Regions from separate parts of the Homo sapiens genome. Here all the other regions are linked to region 2. Evidence: chromatin loops called from intact Hi-C (ENCODE). Cell type or tissue: heart right ventricle. All regions are shown on one strand. Each heading gives the region's core, and the rest is flanking DNA. Links, peaks and the distances in the headings are about the cores only.

Region 1 (4,529 bases), core at 937-3,436, 570 kb before region 2:
CAATACTGTTTCATGGTAGACGTGCCATTCAATTTTTGAGAGGCAGCCATATGATGTAAAGTGGACTATTAACTGTTGATGTCAAAATTAACAATACTCTATATAGAAAATGTCCACAGATTCATGAATTTGAAATGAATTTAAAAAATAAGTAAAAAATGTCTGTGGGCCCAGAATTGACCAAAGTTCATAACTTTAGTTTGATTAAAAGAAAATCTCCAACTGACAACTACTAATTCAAGGATTAAAGTCTCTTGAGAATAGCTTAAATTTTAATTCTTTCCTGTTATGTATCACGTTCTGTTCTCCCAAGACATTTTCTCTCATTGCTTTTGGGAAAAGGAGTGTAAAATAGTCTCTCCCCAGAATGGAACATTTAAAAATGTTTTCTTCCATTCTCATATTTGTTCCCCTAGTTTTTCACGTTCAATATTTCCTAAGAGTCAAAATTCATAAAATACATACAATAATTTTCTATTTTAACAAGCAAGAAAAAATTTTTTAAAGTTAGTAACTTCCAAAGATTTAAAATACTTAAGTTCAATCCAAGTTCAATTGGACAATGTAATTCAAAAGTAGTGTTTATGTCCAAGGAGAAACTGATATGGCCAGAGTTATCAAATATATCATTAATTCAAGAACAGAATGACCATAGCCCCAAATTAAGTCAAACCTAGCTTTAGCCTAACCTTGGACTCACAGACGTTATTAACTAAATGCTATTAATTTTTTCTTTTCTTTTCTTTTTTTGAGACAGAGTCTCATTCTGTTGCACAGGCTGGAGTGCAGTGGTGTGATCTCGGCTTACCACAACCTCTGCCTGCCAGGTTCAAGCGATTCTCCTGCCTCAGCCTCCCAAGTAGCTGGGACTACTAATTTTGTATTTTTACCACGCGTGGCTAATTTTTGTATTTAGTAGAGATGGGGTTTCACTATGCTGGCCAGGCTGGTCTCGAATTCCTGACCTCATGCTCCACCCACCTCAGCTTCCCAAAGTGCTGGGATTACAGGTGTGAGCCACCGCGCCTGGCCTATTAATTTTCATCTGTTTGCTAGTCATTGTGAATATGAAGGTCCATCACTGAGGGAACTGTTCTAGTAGGGGAGTGAGATATGTAAACAAATAAAGCAATATAGTAAGTGCCATACCAAGGACACACACAGGTGTTATAAAAGTATAAAACAGGACACACAAATCGTCATACGCACACAGTTTAAAAGAAAACAATTTAGCCTGTCCCTAATGTATTTTCACATAATATTTAGAAATTTCTAGAAATGTCTTTAGTTTATGGGCAAGGAGTTTAAGAGCAAGAGTGAAGTATGAAAAGCAAAATGAAAATATGGCTATATTCTTATAAGCATTAAATCCTTAACCTTTCCTTTGTGAATTCACACAAGAAACAACTTTTTTTAATACAGAATGCTTTACAAATTTGTGCGTCTATCTTGGGCAGGGGCCATGCTAATAGTAGTCTCTGTATCAAGCAACCAATTTTTTTTTTTTTTTTTTTTGAGGCTGAGTCTTGCTCTGTTGCCCAGGTTGGAGTGCAATGGCACTATCTTGGCTCACTGCAACCTCCACACCTGCTTCAAGCAATCCTCCTGCCTCAGCCTCCCGAATAGCTGGGATTACAGGCACCTGCCACCACACCCGGCTAATTTTTGTATTTTTAGTAGAGACGGGGTTTCGCCATGTTGGCCAGGGTGGTCTCGAACTCCTGACCTAAGGTGATCCACCTGCCTCGGCCTCCCAAAGTGCTGGGATTACAGGTATGAGCCACTGCGTCTGGCCAGCAACCATTTTATTGAAAGAAGAAAAACGGACCTCACCAGAGAGAGAAAAGGATGGAGAGGGGGCTCAGCATCATCAGCTCTTTACCAGTCCCATACTTTGACTATAATTTGTGGTACTGCAACATGATTTCTAGTAATGTTTTTTACAAATCAAGTAATCACCCGACAAGAAAGGTATTAATTTGTTCTACTGACAGGCAGTTCAGGCCATTAAAGTTAAGTGAAATGCTTAAGGTTAGAAAGCCAATAAATGGTAGCAAAATAATTTTTAAGTCAATGGACTCTAGATATGATGTTTTTATTTTTACTTTTCACTACTAAGTAATTTGGGTGTCTTTTAAAACTTTATTGTATCAATACAAATGATGATGGATGATAATAATGATAGTAATTCAAATAAATAGTGCCACTACTGCTAACAGTGTACCTAACACTTACTGAAAACCTACATGTACAGGCACTACTGTTTCAAGTGTTTTATACGTGTATCAACTCATTGAATCCTTGCATCAACTTCATAAGGGACATATTATTATTCCTATGTTATTGATGAGGAAACCAGGCAAAGAGAGGTTAGGCAACTCACACTAGGTCACACAGTATTAAGCAGCAGAGGCAGAATTTTAAATCACATGGGTAAGCTCCAGAGCCCCCTACTCTTAATCTCTGTTATACAATTAATTTTGCTAAATAATATTGGATATATTTATTAGGAGTATATTAGCCTATAAAAGAATACCATGGAACAGGACATAAACCTTTTGGAAATGTTTAATTTGAAGAATTTTTTTTTTTTTTGAGATGGAGTCTTGCTCTGTCACCCAGGCTACAGTGCAGTGGCACGATCTTGGCTGACTGCAACCTCCGCCTCCTGAGTTCAAGCCATTCTCCTGCCTCAGCCTCCCTAGTAGCTGGGATTACAGGCACTCACCACCAAGCCCAGCTAATCTTTGTATTTTCAGTACAGACGGGGCTTCACCACGTTGGCCAGGCTGGTCTCGAACTTCTGACCTCGTGATCCACCTGCCTCGGCCTCCCACAGTGCTGAGATTACAGGCATGAGCCACCGTGCCTGGCCCAGGAATTAAAAAAATAATAATAATACTTTTACATGTCATATTTTATTCAAATATATAAAAATACCAAAATATTAAATCAGATCCTTTATTTTATTAATAGGTAGCTCCTCAGATGTTTTAGTATTGTAAATAGTAGTATGTGGAGACAGTATAGCACAATGACTAAGGATACAAGCTCAAAAAAAACTGGCTCTTGGTTACATTCCTGGCTTAGTAGCCACCCTGTTATCTTGCATAAGTACCTTAGCCTCTTTAACTTAAGCTCCTCAACTCATTTTCAGTTCATCTATAAAATGGAGATAATCATGGTGCTTACCTTATAAAATTACTGTGAAGATTAAGTAAGACTGATAATACTTAACAGTACCTGGCAGAGATGACCTCTCAACATTAGCTATCATCATAATTGAGATGGGATACTGAAAGTTACCAAGGTCCACTCAAAATGTATTTCAAATTCCACCTGGAGGCTTAAAAAAAGTTATCCAATTTCATCTTCTAAAAACTCTTATGAGGTAGAAATAATGATTTCTATTACAAAATACTACTCATGACAGGTATTTAGAATGGTTCTAGAAGCTTAGAAGATAATGTTAAATCCACAAATGCCAAGTGCTGACCACAGATAAAAATGAATACTGTTCCCTTTAAAGTATCAGTAGTCATTAGGAGAGGCTATAAAACTATTCCAACAATCCTGCCAGTTTCAAAGTATGTATCACATTAATTCTTTCCGAACTATAAAAGTATGTTCACTTAGAAAATTTGAATAAAGAAAAAACACACAAAAGAGAAAACAGTTACTTAATGTCTCAGTTTAAGAATATTCTTTTTTTCTTTTTTTTGAGACGGAGTCTCGCTCTGTCACCCAGGCTGTCCCCAGGACTTTTTTTTTTTTTTAAACCTACCTATCTCTACCTTTATTCACTGTGGTCCCTACTGCTTAGAACACCCCTTTCTTTTCTCTCTACTTAATGTTTACTGTTCAGTCAAATCTCATGTTCTCTATAAAGTTTTCCACAACTTTCCCATCTTAGACTTATTTGTAATTACAACTTGTAAAAAGTCAAGTCAAATATGGAGTATTAGAAAGAAAACTATGAATACTGGGGGGTAAAGTGAATAAAATAAAAATAAATAAATAAATAAATAATAGAAAACAGAACCTAGCTGTATGACTGGACAAGTCAATTAACCTCTCTAGAATTCAATTCTTTGCCTGCAAAATGAGAGGGACAAACTAGATCAGCGGTTCTCAAAGCATAAATTAATTAGAATTATGTGGAAGTTTGGTTAAAACAGATTGCTGGGCTCCACCTCCGTAATTTCTGATTCAGAAAATTAGGGAGGAATGAGAATTTGCAGTGCTAACACGTTCCCAAGGGATGCTGATGGTGGTGGACCAGGATCACGCTTTGAGAACCATGGGAGTCAAAGAAAAGTCTTTGAATGCCAAGGTAAAACAACTGATCTTTATTCTGTTTTTTTTTTTGTTTTTTTTTTTAGTGGAAAAATTTCAATTACTGTTGTAACATTCATCAAACCTTTTATTAAGAGATGGCTTTGGCAGCAACGTGCATATAAGAAACTAAGGCACAATAAAAAAGACTCCTTCAATATCAGCAATAAATTAGAAAAAGGCCTGGATTAGGG
Region 2 (8,443 bases), core at 2,767-5,266:
TGAGCATTTTCTTTTAGTAAAATCATTTGGCTTAGAGCTATCCATCTATTAATATTACCATTCATTACAAACATTTGAAAGCAGACATGCATTTGTATTTTTTTAAATTAATCTTAGTTATCATGCATAGTTGGGTTTGAATTACAGACACTTGCAAGCTCATAAAAACTGTAAGGGGGATAAATTCATAAAATTTATTTTGCAAATAAATAAGCTGTAAGAATCATCAAATATCTCCAAAGATAAAATGAATCAGGGAGTCACATGTCATTCTAATGACCAGCTTGTTAATCAGAGATTCCATAATTACATTCCTCACTGCACTGTTGTTGTTGTGAGGCTTCAATAAGAATATCAAGTTCTTGGTGCCCAGTAGGCATCTAATAAATGAGAGTTGTTATTAATATGTTTAATCCTCAAAAACAGACATACCTACAAAGACACACACACACACACACACACACACACACACACACACACACACTTATGGTCCTTTTAAAGGAATTCCATCTTTGGTGGAGACAGATGGATACCCCCTTCAGACCCTGAGCGTGAACATTGAATATCTATTCTTTGCTTTTTTGGAGCCTGGGTCATCTGAATACAATAAATATCCCTGAGAGCCTCTGTGAGTTCAGCCCTGGCTAGGTCAGCCCCTGAACACACACTACCAGGCTAACTGGGAAAACAAAACATCTAAGTAGGAAAAACATCCCAAGACTGCATCTGAGTAAGTAATAACTATTCTGTGGCATAGATGGGGTTTGAAGTTCAAGATCCACCTGGAATACAATTGCAAGTGCTGTGCAGAAAGACTCTGTGGGGCCAGGTGCGGTGGCTCATGCCTGTAATCCCAGCACTTTGGGAGGCCGAGGCAGGTGGATCACTTGAGCTCAGGAGTTCAAGACCAGCCTGGGAAATATGGCGAAACCCCATCTCCACAAAAAAATTAAAAAGTAGCCAGACATGGTGGTGCATGCCTGTCATCCCACCTACTCAGAAGGCTGAGGTAAGAGGATCACTTGAGCCCAGGATGTGGAGGCTGCAGTGAGCCATGATCATGCCATTGCATTCCAGTCTGGGCAGCAAAGTAAGACCCTATCTCAAAAAAAGAAAAAAAAGAATTTTCCTCCCGGTCCTGGAGGAGGAATATCTTCAAAACTGCCTGGAAGTTCTGGCTCCTGTCTGGGGTACACCTGAACAGGACCCTCTTTACCAGCCCTATCTGCTCCCTCTGCTCACATAACTGGTTCAACAGCCACACTCCTCATTTCTGTCCCCAAATAGAATGTATGCTTATGTGTGTGGCTTTTCACATGCTGTACCCTATGCCTAGAATGCCTTTCCTCCCATTCCCCCTAAAACTTCTATCAAAGCTTAGAGCCACCCTGAATTGCTCTCCTCTCATAACCCACATCCTGTCTGCCAAGACATCCAGGTGGGCTTCTATATGCTGCCTTCAGAAAACACCTAGAATCTGCCTTTGAGTCACCATATTGGTAGTGAATACCTAATCTCTGAACATGTCCTCTCTTACCTGAATCACTGCAAGAGCTTCCTAAATGTTCCCTGCTTCTGCCCTTGCTTCCCTGGCCCCCTGTATGCTCTCAACACAGCAGCCAGAGTGACCTCCTTGCAACACAGTCAGATCATGTCATATCTCTGCTCAGAATTCTCCAAAGCAGAGGTGGGCTGGAATGGCAAGCATTAGTTAGTGAGGGCCAATCCTGCACATCTCTCCCCTATCTGTGGTCAGGAATGCCACACTCATGGCTTGAAATAGGCCAAGGTGGGAGATTTACCACAGAAATTGGCAAATGCTACAAACCAGGGCTTTTTATTTTTATTTTTCTGAGACCTAGTTGGCCAGCATACCGCTGCTCCTATGATGGTACATTTCTCTCAGAGTCAAAGTCCAGGTCTTTAAAACTCCCCACAAGGCCCTCTGCAATCTGACCTTCTCTCCTCCTTCCTTGCCCTCTGCTCCAGTCACACTGACCTTGCTGCTCTTCAAACATGCCAGCACATTGTAGCGTCAGGGATTTTTGCCCTGGCTGCTCCCCATGTCTGGATCACTTCCCCCAGGTAACCATACCTGGGCTCTGCTTATTCCTTCTCTTATGGTAAGTTCTTGCTCAAATGTCACCTTCTCCTTGAGGCTTACCTGACCACCTCCCCAAAAATGCTAAACCCCTCTCCAACTCTCCTGACCTCCTTACACTGTTCTATTTTCCCCACAGCATTCTAACCCGCTATAGAATGCACTTACTTATTCTATTTTTTATTCATATTTATGCGCGGCATCCCTCCCCGCCACCCCACTAGAATACCACCTCCATGAGGGCAGGGCCTGTTTTCTTCCCTGATGCATTCCAGCACCTATAAGGGTGCCTGGCACCCAGAAGGCACTCAGTAAGCATTTATTGGCTGACCGGCTAACCTGATCTTCAAATGCCCACCTGCTCTGTATATCTTCCCTAAACTTAGCACCTTCCTGCCTTCCTCCTCTCCATCCCCAGAAGGTCCAGGCTTTTGTCCCTCTATGTTAGTGGAGTCCTCTTTGTACATGAAGCTGCTAAAGTGCTTCTGTTGCACCATAATGATTTTCTTACTAATGGCCTCCCCCATCAGCTGGCTATGTCTGAGCTCTTCAAAGCCATCTCCAGCACCTATCCCAGTGCCTGGCACATGCACCACCCCATTGGTCTATTAAATGAACATATGAATGTATAGAGGAACAGTAGCCAGAATTTAATTTTTCACATTGATTCCTTTTCTCCTCCAGAGGCCCCCTTTGGTGATAGCTCTGCTAGGAAGGCCTAGAGCAGGGAGGGACTGGGAGATATCATAGAGGGAGGCAAAAGGGGTGCTTCTGGACTCTATGCTCTGAGCAGTCTGGTTATGACTATCATGCTCCTGCCACTTCTCTGCTCAGCCGTTACTCCTGCCTTTCATAAGCTCTGATCTCCCTTGATCCCTGGCTAGGGTCAGCTTTACACACAGGGAAAGAAGACTGCTGACCGTGGTGTGATGCCAAGGCTTCAGGAAGGGTTCTCATTCCCAAATACTTTCTTTCTCTTTGTGCCACTTTCCTTGGAGTCTTCTTGGAAAGCAAAGCCTCAGCTACCTGGTTCACTGCTTGAGGTCGTGATGGATGCGTAGAGTATTTTCAGTTTTTCAAAAGGTTTTATGGAAATGCTGTTGTTTCTGTGTTGCTCAGAGTCTAGTGGGGGAGTCGGAAGCATGGGGTTATGGTTGTGGCAGAAGCTTCCAAGGAAAAGCTCAGGATGCAGGAAGAATGCCTGAGGGGAGGCCTTTGGCTGGGAGCACGGAGGGGTCCAGGAGAGGAACTCTTCAGGCAGAGCCAACAGCATCTCGGTGAGCACAGGGCAGTGGGGACCGAGAGGCCGCCCGGGCTGGAGGGCAGTGAACACGGGCAGCGCAGAGTGGCACCGAGGAGGGAGGGGCTGATTGTGCAGGCCCCTAGGCCATGACAGGGCTTCTGCTTTTTACTGGAGGCCACAGGGAGCCATCCGAAGCTGCCCCCTCTAAAGGATTTTCTTGAGCGGGAAGTGGCAGGATCAGATCTGCGATTGAGAGAAGCCCTCCCTCTCTCATCCTCCCGCTCAAGCCCTGTGTCCTCTAAAGCCCTGGCTCACGGAGCAGGAAGGTGGCCTGGAGCCCAGCAGGCACTCAGTGCATGGCCAGAGGGAACGGGAGGCCCAGGGGTGTGCAAGAGAATGGGCGCCCGAGCCTGCAGAGCGCCTGGCAGTTTAGAGCGGTCCCGCCATCTTCGGGGTCTTCCCTGCCACAGAGGCTTCTGAAGGTCGAGGCCCCTCGTCTGTCCCCAGTGACGCCCCTGTCCACACGGGCCAGCTCACTCCTGCTCTGCTAGCCAGGCCTATCCAGGACAAAGAAGGGGCTGTGCCCCTGCAGAGAGGGGGGTATCCTTTCCCAACCATCAAGTGAGAAGGAAGGGTCCACACCCAAAGCTAAGCCCCAGGGGAAGACAGGATGTCCCAACACATCCTGTAGAAGCACCTAGTCATCTTCCAGTTACCAATTTGCCTTACTTGTTCTGTTCAAATAGGGTAATTGTTTCCCCAAAAAGACTTGGGTATAGTGGAATGAAGTCACCAGAGACGTGCCTAAACAATGACAAACACCGGTCCTGGGTGCGCCGAAACCCTGGTAACCAGTTACTCAGACTGCGGGGCTGATTTTATCTTTCCTGAAGCAGCCGCGGAGCAAATTCAGTGATGGCACGCCCCCTGGTGGTGATACGAGGTTCTACCAGGCAGAAAGGACCGTTCTGGGGAGCGACTCCTCTGGGTGGAACGGAGAACGGGAGGAGGAGGAGGTTTCCGGACGTTCTCAGCGGCACATATTCATGGCTAATAATAAATGTTGATCTGTTGATTGAAATATGAAATAAAAGTGATTAATATAACCATTAGTAATCAAGGTATTGGAATGTGAGAATTTTAATAAAAGGTAAATCATCAGCCAAGGCAGGAAGAAAGCAGGGAGAGTTGGTCTGATAAGAGAAATAACTTTTGAGAGCGTCCATATACTTTCTGCTTTGACACTGTGGGTATTATATACTGTCTTTGTTTACCTAAGGCAGCCTCTCTTTTTATTTTGAAATTTTTCAAATATACACAAAACAGTGAAAAGAACTATAAATCCCCACATACCTACCACCCAAGTTCTGGAATATCAAGTTTTTGTCACTCTTGCTTTATGTATCCGATTTTATTTTATTTTATTTTATTTTGAGATGGAGTTTCACTCTTGTCCCCCAGGCTGCAGTGCAGTGGCGCGATTTCGACTCACTGCAACCTCCGCCTCCCAGGTTCAAGCGATTCTCCCGCCTCAGTCTTCTAAGTAGCTGGGACTACAGGTGCATGCCCGGCTAATTTTTGTATTTTTAGTAGAGACAGAATTTCTCCATGTTGGCCAGGCTGGTCTTGAGCTCCTGACCTCAAGTGATCTGCTCACCTCGGCCTCCCAAAGCGCTGGGATTACAGGCGTGAACCACCGCACCCGGCTGGCATGTTCTTACATAGCCACACGCCCTTATTTCATCAAAAACATTATGTAGGCTGGGCGCCGTGGCTCACGCCTGTAATCCCAGCACTTCGGGAGCCCGACGGGGGTGGATCACGAGGTCAAGAGATCGAGACCATCCTGGCTAACACGGTGAAACCCCGCCTCTACTAAAAATACAAAAAATTAGCCGGGCGTGGTGGCGGGCGCCTGTAGTCCCAGTTACTTGGGAGGCTGAGGCAGAATGGCGAGGACCAAGGAGGCGGAGCTTGCAGTGAGCTGAGACCGGCCACTGCACTCCAGCCTGGGCGAAAGTGCAAGACTCCGTCTCAAAAAAAAAAAAAAAAAAGAACATTTTATAATTCCTTGGAGTCATCTAAATCAAGCTCGTTCAACCCGTGGCCTGCGAGCCACATGCAGCCCAGGACGGCTTTGAATGCAGCACAACGCAAATTCGTAAGCTTTCTTAAAACATCATGAGATTTTTTGGTGTGATTTTTCCTTTATCAGCTCATCAGCTATCGTTAGTATTAGTGTATTTTATGTGTAGTAAAAGAATTCTTCTTCCACTGTGGCCCAGGGAAGCCAAAAGATTGGACACCCCTGATCTAAATGACCATACAAACAGTCTACATTTAGGCTTTCTTGAAAACTTATTGCAGTTGTCTGGTTGTTAGGTCTCTCTATCTCTCTCTTTCTCCTCTCTCTCCCTCCCTCCCCTTCTCTCTCTCTCCACCTCCCATTCCTTGTCCTCCCCTTCCTCCCTAACTGACTTATCCTTACATATAGTGAAACGCACAGGTATTAAGCATACAATTTAATGAGTGTTGACAAATGCTCACACCTGGTAACCCACACCCTCATCAAGATAGTGAACATTCCCATCACCTCAGAAAGTTACCACCTGTGCTTTGGCAGCGAACTGTGTCCTCACCCCCAAACCGCTTATCTGATTTCTTTCACCATGGATAAGTTTTGCCTGTTCTAGAATTTTATATAAAATGCACGCTTGCAGTGTGTAGTCTTTTTGAGTATGGCTGTTTGTGCTCAGCATGATATTCTTGAGGTTCATCTGTGTCTTTACTGAGTTGCATTCCATTGCTCGCATTTACTACAATTTGTTTATGCACTCTCCTCTTACTGAGCATCTAGATTGTTTCCAATTTAGGCTATTATGAATAAAGCTGCTATAAATATTTTTGCATAAATCTTTTTATGGACATATGTTTTCAGAGTGTACACTTATGTTTAGCTTTATGAGGAAAAACTTGTCTCATCTAAAGCACTTCTTGGTCTCCCTTTTTGTTCAGTTGTCCAATAGTTCAATATTCTGCACATACCCGTCAGCTTCCTTGTGGTATCACTTACCTGGTCCCTGCTCTGATTTCTAGATTTTGTTTGTTGTTGTTTTTTTTTTTTTTTTTGGAGACATGATCTCACTCCGTCACCCAGGCTGGAATGCAGTGGTACAATCACAGCTTACTGGCAGGTTTAAACTCCTCAGCTCAAGCCAACCTCCTACCTTAGCCTCCCAAGTAGCTAGAACTACAGGTGTATGCCACCATGCCCAGCTAAGCATTAGAAAAAGGTTATCTTTTGTAGAGATGGGGTCTCCCTATGTTGTCCAGATTGGCCTTGAACTCCTGGCTTCAAGCGATTCTCCTGCCTCAGCCTTCCAAAGTGCTGGATTACAGGCATGAGCCACTGAGCCTAGTCAAAATTCTGAAGGAAAATGCTGGAGTTTTTATAAACTGAAAGTTGGATCTAAAACCTGGAGGAGGGAGGCAGAGGTTGCAGCCAGCTGAGATCACATCACTGCATTCTAGCCTGGGTGATGGAGTCAGACGCTGTCTCAAAATAAAAAAATAAAACCTGGAGAAGACACACGTTAGTCACTATGGCAAGAATGACTCAGAAGTGATGCTATATTGTTTATCCTGCATCTCATTAGAAAGCACGTAAGTGGCATGCTTGCCCCACTTGCAGTTAAGACAATAAGACTGATCAGTAGATCTAAGGAGTGGAGGCCTGATTCCTCACTGTATCCTCCATCAACCTCTCATCTTTTGGCTTCAGATGATCTTTACCTTGAATAAATTCCTTTGTTAAGGATTACAAAATAGTGGCTTTTGAAATTCTGTCATCTCTCTACATTTATTATCTGGAATTCTTCTGTAAAGAAGCTTCCTTTATCAACTTTCCGTCATTGTCATTTGGCAAAGGCGGGAAAATGTGTAACTATTTGTCTGTAATTGCATGTGTCACTAGCAGTTTTAATTCACTAGCAATTTTAGTTGCTAGTGAAAAGTTTTAATCTGGCTGATTGTTAGAAACTTTCTAAAAGCTAAGACAAGAAAAGCTCTCATAATGAAGTATTATTCAAAATGTAAGTATGAGAGCTCCCTCATCTTGCTTTAAGAAAAAGATACATAATATAGAAAAACATTGACATATCAATGGACTTGGATCCACTCTGGGCTAAACAGTTATAATTGTAATGATAATAACTACTAACATTTAGGGAACATTTCTTATCGATTTAAATTAATAATTAAATTGAATTAATGTTTGTGATAAGTTATTGAGAAGATAAAAGTACTAGTCATTGTGCAGTCTAGAGGGCTTTAATCAAGTTAGATTTAACTTTTCCCCTTGAGGAAATCATGGATTCGTTTTATTGAGTAGACATTTACTGAGCATTCACTTCACTGGTAAAACAAAGATGAATTAGACCCAGACACTATGAGGCCTCAAGGGGCCTAATAGATGAATTTTGTCTCACTGGTTCCTGGGACTTGCTTTGGTCAGATATTTATGGTCTCTGTTGTGGTATGTACAAAGAACACCCTGAAGCGCTTGGCAACACCCTGAGGTCAGATATCACCTGCCCTATAGGCAGGTGACAAATAACCGGCTCTGGGATGGGGGAAGGGAGAAGGTTTGATTGGTAACATTTGCCTATTTCCGTGGTGCAAATACAACCACCATGGCCTGTTTCAACCTGCCAAAATAATGTCACTGAATGCCGAGTTGCAAAGATATGCATAGCACACCATTATATAGTATTTCCACTATACAGATACAATAGAGGTAAATAACGTCACAAGCATAGATAATGATTAAATAGAGTAAAATAAGGAAGGGATGAGCTTTGAGTATTTATTATCTTTGTAATATAACTTAATTGTAAGTTTATATAATTTAATTTTTAATGATGACTATGTTTAACAAGTGGCTTGCACAATTTCTGAAAATTTAACAGCTCTAGAGAGCCAGTATGTATGAGCCTGCTCCAGCACACCACTGCTTACACTCATGCAGTATTACAAGATAGCCATTGTATTATACTCATGGAGCTGGGGACTTGGAACAATGTGGCTGGGATGACACTCTG
Region 3 (4,529 bases), core at 937-3,436, 560 kb before region 2:
GAGACCAGCCTGACCAACATGGTAAAACCCATCTTTACTAAAAATACAAAATCAGCCAGGCATGGTGGTGCATGCCTATAATCACAGCTACTTGGGAGGCTGAGGCAGGAGAATTGCTTGAACCTGGGAGGCAGAGGTTCCAGTGAGCCAAGATTGTGCCATGGCACTCCAGCCTGGGCAACAAGAGCGAAACTCCATCTCAAACAGTTCAAAAAAAAAAAAAGGAATGTTGCCTGGTGAAGCAAAGTAGAAAAAGCTGTATTGCCTGGTAAGATATAGATGAGCCTACAACAGAAGACAGAGATATCAAGTTCATTCAAAACCTGAGCAAAAGCCAGGCATGGGGGTGCACACGTGCAGTTCCAGCTACTCAGGAGGCTGAGGCAGGAGGATCACTTGAGCCTAAGAGTTCGAGGCTGCAGCGTGCTATCATTACATTATGCACTCCAAGCCTAGGCAACCAAGTGGAATACCGTCTCTAAAGATGAAAAACAAACAAAAACCTCAGAGAAGCTTTTAACTCAGAAAATGCAAGTACAACAAAGGACACAGTGATATGTGGATCTCAAAACAAGCCAAATCTCACCAAACCACCAAACAAGCATAAAGATAGATTAAATAGATTTCCAGACACACAGAGACTTATAAAGTTAATCTTCTCCACAATCTTTCTTAAGAAATTACTTGAAGACATATTTCAGCAAAACTAAGGTGTAAACACCAAAAGAGGAAGACACGGTATGCAGCAATTAATGGACTATCTCAGGAAAGCAACAAAGAGAAGGAATCCCATGATAAAGGGTATAAAATAGGTCCAAAGAAACCAGTATACATTGGAAGAGGGCTCTGGGAATGAAATGTCCTTGAAAAAAAGTTATAGATTAGATAGTAGGAAACTTGGAAAAACTTGAGGACATAAAAGGCTGTAAGTGGTATGTAAAAAAGAATCCATCAAAACAGCTAGAAATAATCTTTTGAGTGGCCTACGGACAGTTGTATCAGTTAGTGGAGAACAAAACATAATTTTAGCACATATTCAGCACTATAGAGGTAAAATGTCCATATTCGTAAGGTGAACATTTACTTTTTAACTTCAACAATCAACCTACATATAAATCAATGAAGAAAACTTCACTAACAATAGGATAATTATATTATCAACTGTGATAATGAAAATGTAGAACTGAAACAGTACAATGTAAAAGGCAAGAACCACGAATGTCGTAATACAAAGGACGGAGTCTACAGATATTATCCAAGTTGAAGAAACATAAAATTAAGCTTTAAGTATATGATTTAAAGCTATACTGGGATGAGTTGGATGGTAAGAATGTTGTATGTAGACCATCACAGCAGAAATCAATAGACAATGTTTAAATGTGATAATGGGATAAACTCTGAGCAGCCAATATAGACATTACACTATTTATGCACAGAAACTCATCTACTTTAGTCAAAGTTCACCACTCAGGATCTTTACTTTGCACACAATTCTTTTAATTAGGGCACCAGATTTCCAAGTCTGCATACCTAACAGTGCATGTGGATTTACTAGAGATTATAAAATCAGTATACAAACTGCCCCATAAACAAACAACACACCATTTGTTTGGAGAGAAAAGATATACACAGCCATTAATGAGCAAGAAGGTATTTTTTTTTTTAAATCAGCAGAGACAGGGTTTTGTTTTGTTGCCCAGGCTGGTCTCAAACTCTTGGCTTCAAGTGATCCTCCTGCCTCAGCCTCCCAAAGTGTTGGGATTATAGTCGTGAGCCACCACACCTGGCCAGAAATTTTATGGTCTCATACAGACATACATATAGCTATACTATATATGCAACCAGATCATGTGAGACAAGTAAAGACTACAAATATAAAATAAGATGCTGTATCTGCAGTACAACTGATCTACATAGAAGCTTAGAAAATCAATAAAAATAATCATGGGGGGTAGATTTCATAGCAGGGATAGGGATGTGGTTTAGGGGTAAGATAAGGACAGACCATGAAACATGAAAAACTACATGTTCAGAGAGAAGGGACATTAACAAATGAGCAAAGCTAACTCAGGAGCTTTGTCACGAGAAGTCACAGTAAACTCGAGAAGGAAGTCTTCAGGAACTCAAAGTCATTGAATGAATATACAAAACTGGCAGACGCAGGACTACAGAAATATTTTTTAGGCAAGCCTGTTTCTTACCATCAAAATTACAAGACAGCCTTTGCAGCTGGAAATACAAGAATCATAAGGCAGACGCAGCAGACTTTTAAAAATCGCCATTATTTTGTCCTTTATATGGGCAAATATATATATATACACACACACATACATATATTTCAAATCTTTACCAAAGTAGATGAAATATCGCATTAAAGAACAGCAGATGGCGCCAAAATATCTTTTTAAAAAAATCATTGCCTTGGGTCACTATAAAAGAGCGTAAACTAGAAAAAAAAATACAAATTATCCAAGTTTTATTTTTATTTTTTTGAGGCGGAGCCTCACTCTGTTGCTCAGGCTGGAGTGCAGTGGCGTGATCTCAGTTCACTGCAACCTCTGTCTCCCAAGGTTTCGCCATGTTGGCCAGGCTGGTCTTGAGCTCCTGACCTCAGGTGGTCCACCCACCTCGGCCTCCCAAAGTGCTGGGATTACAGGCGTGAGCCACCGTGCCCAGCCCACTTATCCAAGTTTTCATGTAGTAAATCTACAGACTGATGTCAATAACAATGTTCTAAAGCATGAGTACTTAATGAAAAACATAATACAGGCCAGGCGTGGTGACTCACGCCTGTAATCCCAGCACTTTGGGAGGCCAAGGTGGGCAGATCACCTGAAGTCACGAGCTCAAGACCAACCTGGCCATCATGGTGTATCCCCGTCTCTACTAAAAATACAAAAATTAGCTGGGCATGGTAGCACATGCCTGTAATTCCAGCTATTCAGGAGGCTGAGGCAGGAGAATCCCCTGAACCTGGGAGGCAGAGGTTGCAGTGAGCTGAAATCATGTCATTGCTCTCCAGCCTGGGCAACAGAGTGAGACTCTGCCTCAAAAAAAAAAAAAAAAAAAGAAAAGAAAAATGAAAAACATAATACAAATGCAAAAACCTGAACTGACTTATCTAGAAAAAGGGTCGGGCGCAGTGGCTTATGCCTGTAATGCCAGCACCTTGGGAGGCCAAGACGGTTGGATCACGAGGTCAGGAGTTCAAGACCAGGTCAACATGGTGAAACCCCGTCTCTACTAAAAATACAAAAATTAGCTGGGCGTGGTAGCCCGCGCCTGTAATCCCAGCTACTCAGGAGGCTGAGGCAGGAGAATGGCTTGAATCCGGGAGGCGGAGGTCGCAGTGAGCAGAGATCGCGCCACTCTGCACTCCAGCCTGGGCGACTGAGCAAAACTCTGTCTCCAAAAAAAAAAAAAAAAAGAAAAGAAAAGAAAAGAAAAAGTATTAATAGCTATAAAATTAAAGGAATTCATATCAACATTTACTTCAACTCTTAATGGCACTAACAGAACTAATGAGCAATACAGGTAATTTAAAGCCACTCTTCAGAGATACGTATTTCCTTTCTTGATTCTAGGATGCGATGTATAAGCAGAAACACTACAATAAAATGTACCCAACTAATCTGAAGATCATCCAGAGTTCAAAATATTAAAATACAAAAATAAAAAATGAAAAAAAATTAAGGATTTAGAGAACTTGTGCCAAAGTCAATGGTTCGCTTTTATCATGATATTGGAGTTAAGACTGAATTCAATTTCAGATGTCTTGGAGGATTTTTTAAAAAAAGATTAAACTAATTTCACCGATTGGTGCTGTGAAGAGAGGTTGGGAAAAACTTGGCAAAGATTTAAAAGTAACAGGCTCTAGATGATTTACATACATACACAAAAAGAGTATATTTCCATAAATGGATGAGACCTCAAGAAAGATTCTCTTCCAATCCCTTGTATACAAACAGCTGAAGCTTTACTCTTGTCTTTCTTATTTGCAGCCCTCAAAGTGTTTTCACAGTTACGCTTTCAAGGTAGCTGGGGGGTTTACACCCTTCAAGCACTGAAACAGAATTTTAACTTTAATCATTTTGATTAAAAATATTTCCAAACCCAATTATGTTGTCTTTTAAGACAAGGATATTCTTAAAATAATATTAATACTTTCATATTATAAGATAATCATTAGGATCATGAAATAGTCTATTTTTTTGTGCTAGGATGAGACCTGAGATTGAGGCCCCATTTATCAGTACCAAGCTATTTTCTAGAATAAGTTATCCTAAATGCTTAGTTTGAGATTCTCATGAAAAGTTCATAGATTTTCCCCCCTTTCTTGCTGTCATGTTGCTGTTTCTAGCTGTCCATGGGCTAACTATAAAATCCTCTCTTCTCTGATAAACCGATAAAATAAGCTTAGGAGACATGTCTGTTTTTAAAGTAAGAGTAAACGGGCACTAAATGAGAGCTTAAGAGGTTTTTTCCAAGAAAGAACATGGGTTTTAGAACTATGCTATGCTGCTCAGAAG

Evidence for each region. Hi-C counts contacts between places; a loop is a spot of excess contacts. Peaks named below come from ENCODE experiments on the same cell type or tissue, not always from the same donor. Only the 100,000 strongest peaks of a DNase experiment are listed, where the experiment ranks them.
Region 1: a loop joins it to region 2, with 4 times the contacts of the local background. A loop is called at or near these places in 45 of 110 quality-filtered maps.
Region 3: it touches region 2 in a loop (5-fold over the local background); 45 of 110 quality-filtered maps call a loop at or near these places.

The regions. Positions count from the first base shown.
Region 1 is chr2:47,850,495-47,855,023 of GRCh38, forward strand. The region is part of intron 1 of FBXO11 (F-box protein 11); the gene reads right to left. Among named protein-coding and RNA genes, the nearest start is that of FBXO11, 54 kb to the right of the region's middle. In heart right ventricle, for the core only: no CTCF peak of the experiment used is centred there; no DNase peak of the experiment used is centred there.
Region 2 is chr2:48,416,645-48,425,087 of GRCh38, forward strand. No RefSeq gene overlaps it. Among named protein-coding and RNA genes, the nearest start is that of PPP1R21, 20 kb to the right of the region's middle. In heart right ventricle, for the core only: a CTCF peak has its summit at 4,289 (motif pointing left); a DNase peak (open chromatin) is centred at 4,267; H3K4me3 peaks cover 942 bases; H3K27ac peaks cover 915 bases.
Region 3 is chr2:47,855,632-47,860,160 of GRCh38, forward strand. All of the region lies in intron 1 of FBXO11 (F-box protein 11), which reads right to left. Among named protein-coding and RNA genes, the nearest start is that of FBXO11, 49 kb to the right of the region's middle. In heart right ventricle, for the core only: a CTCF peak has its summit at 2,396 (motif pointing right); a DNase peak (open chromatin) is centred at 2,630.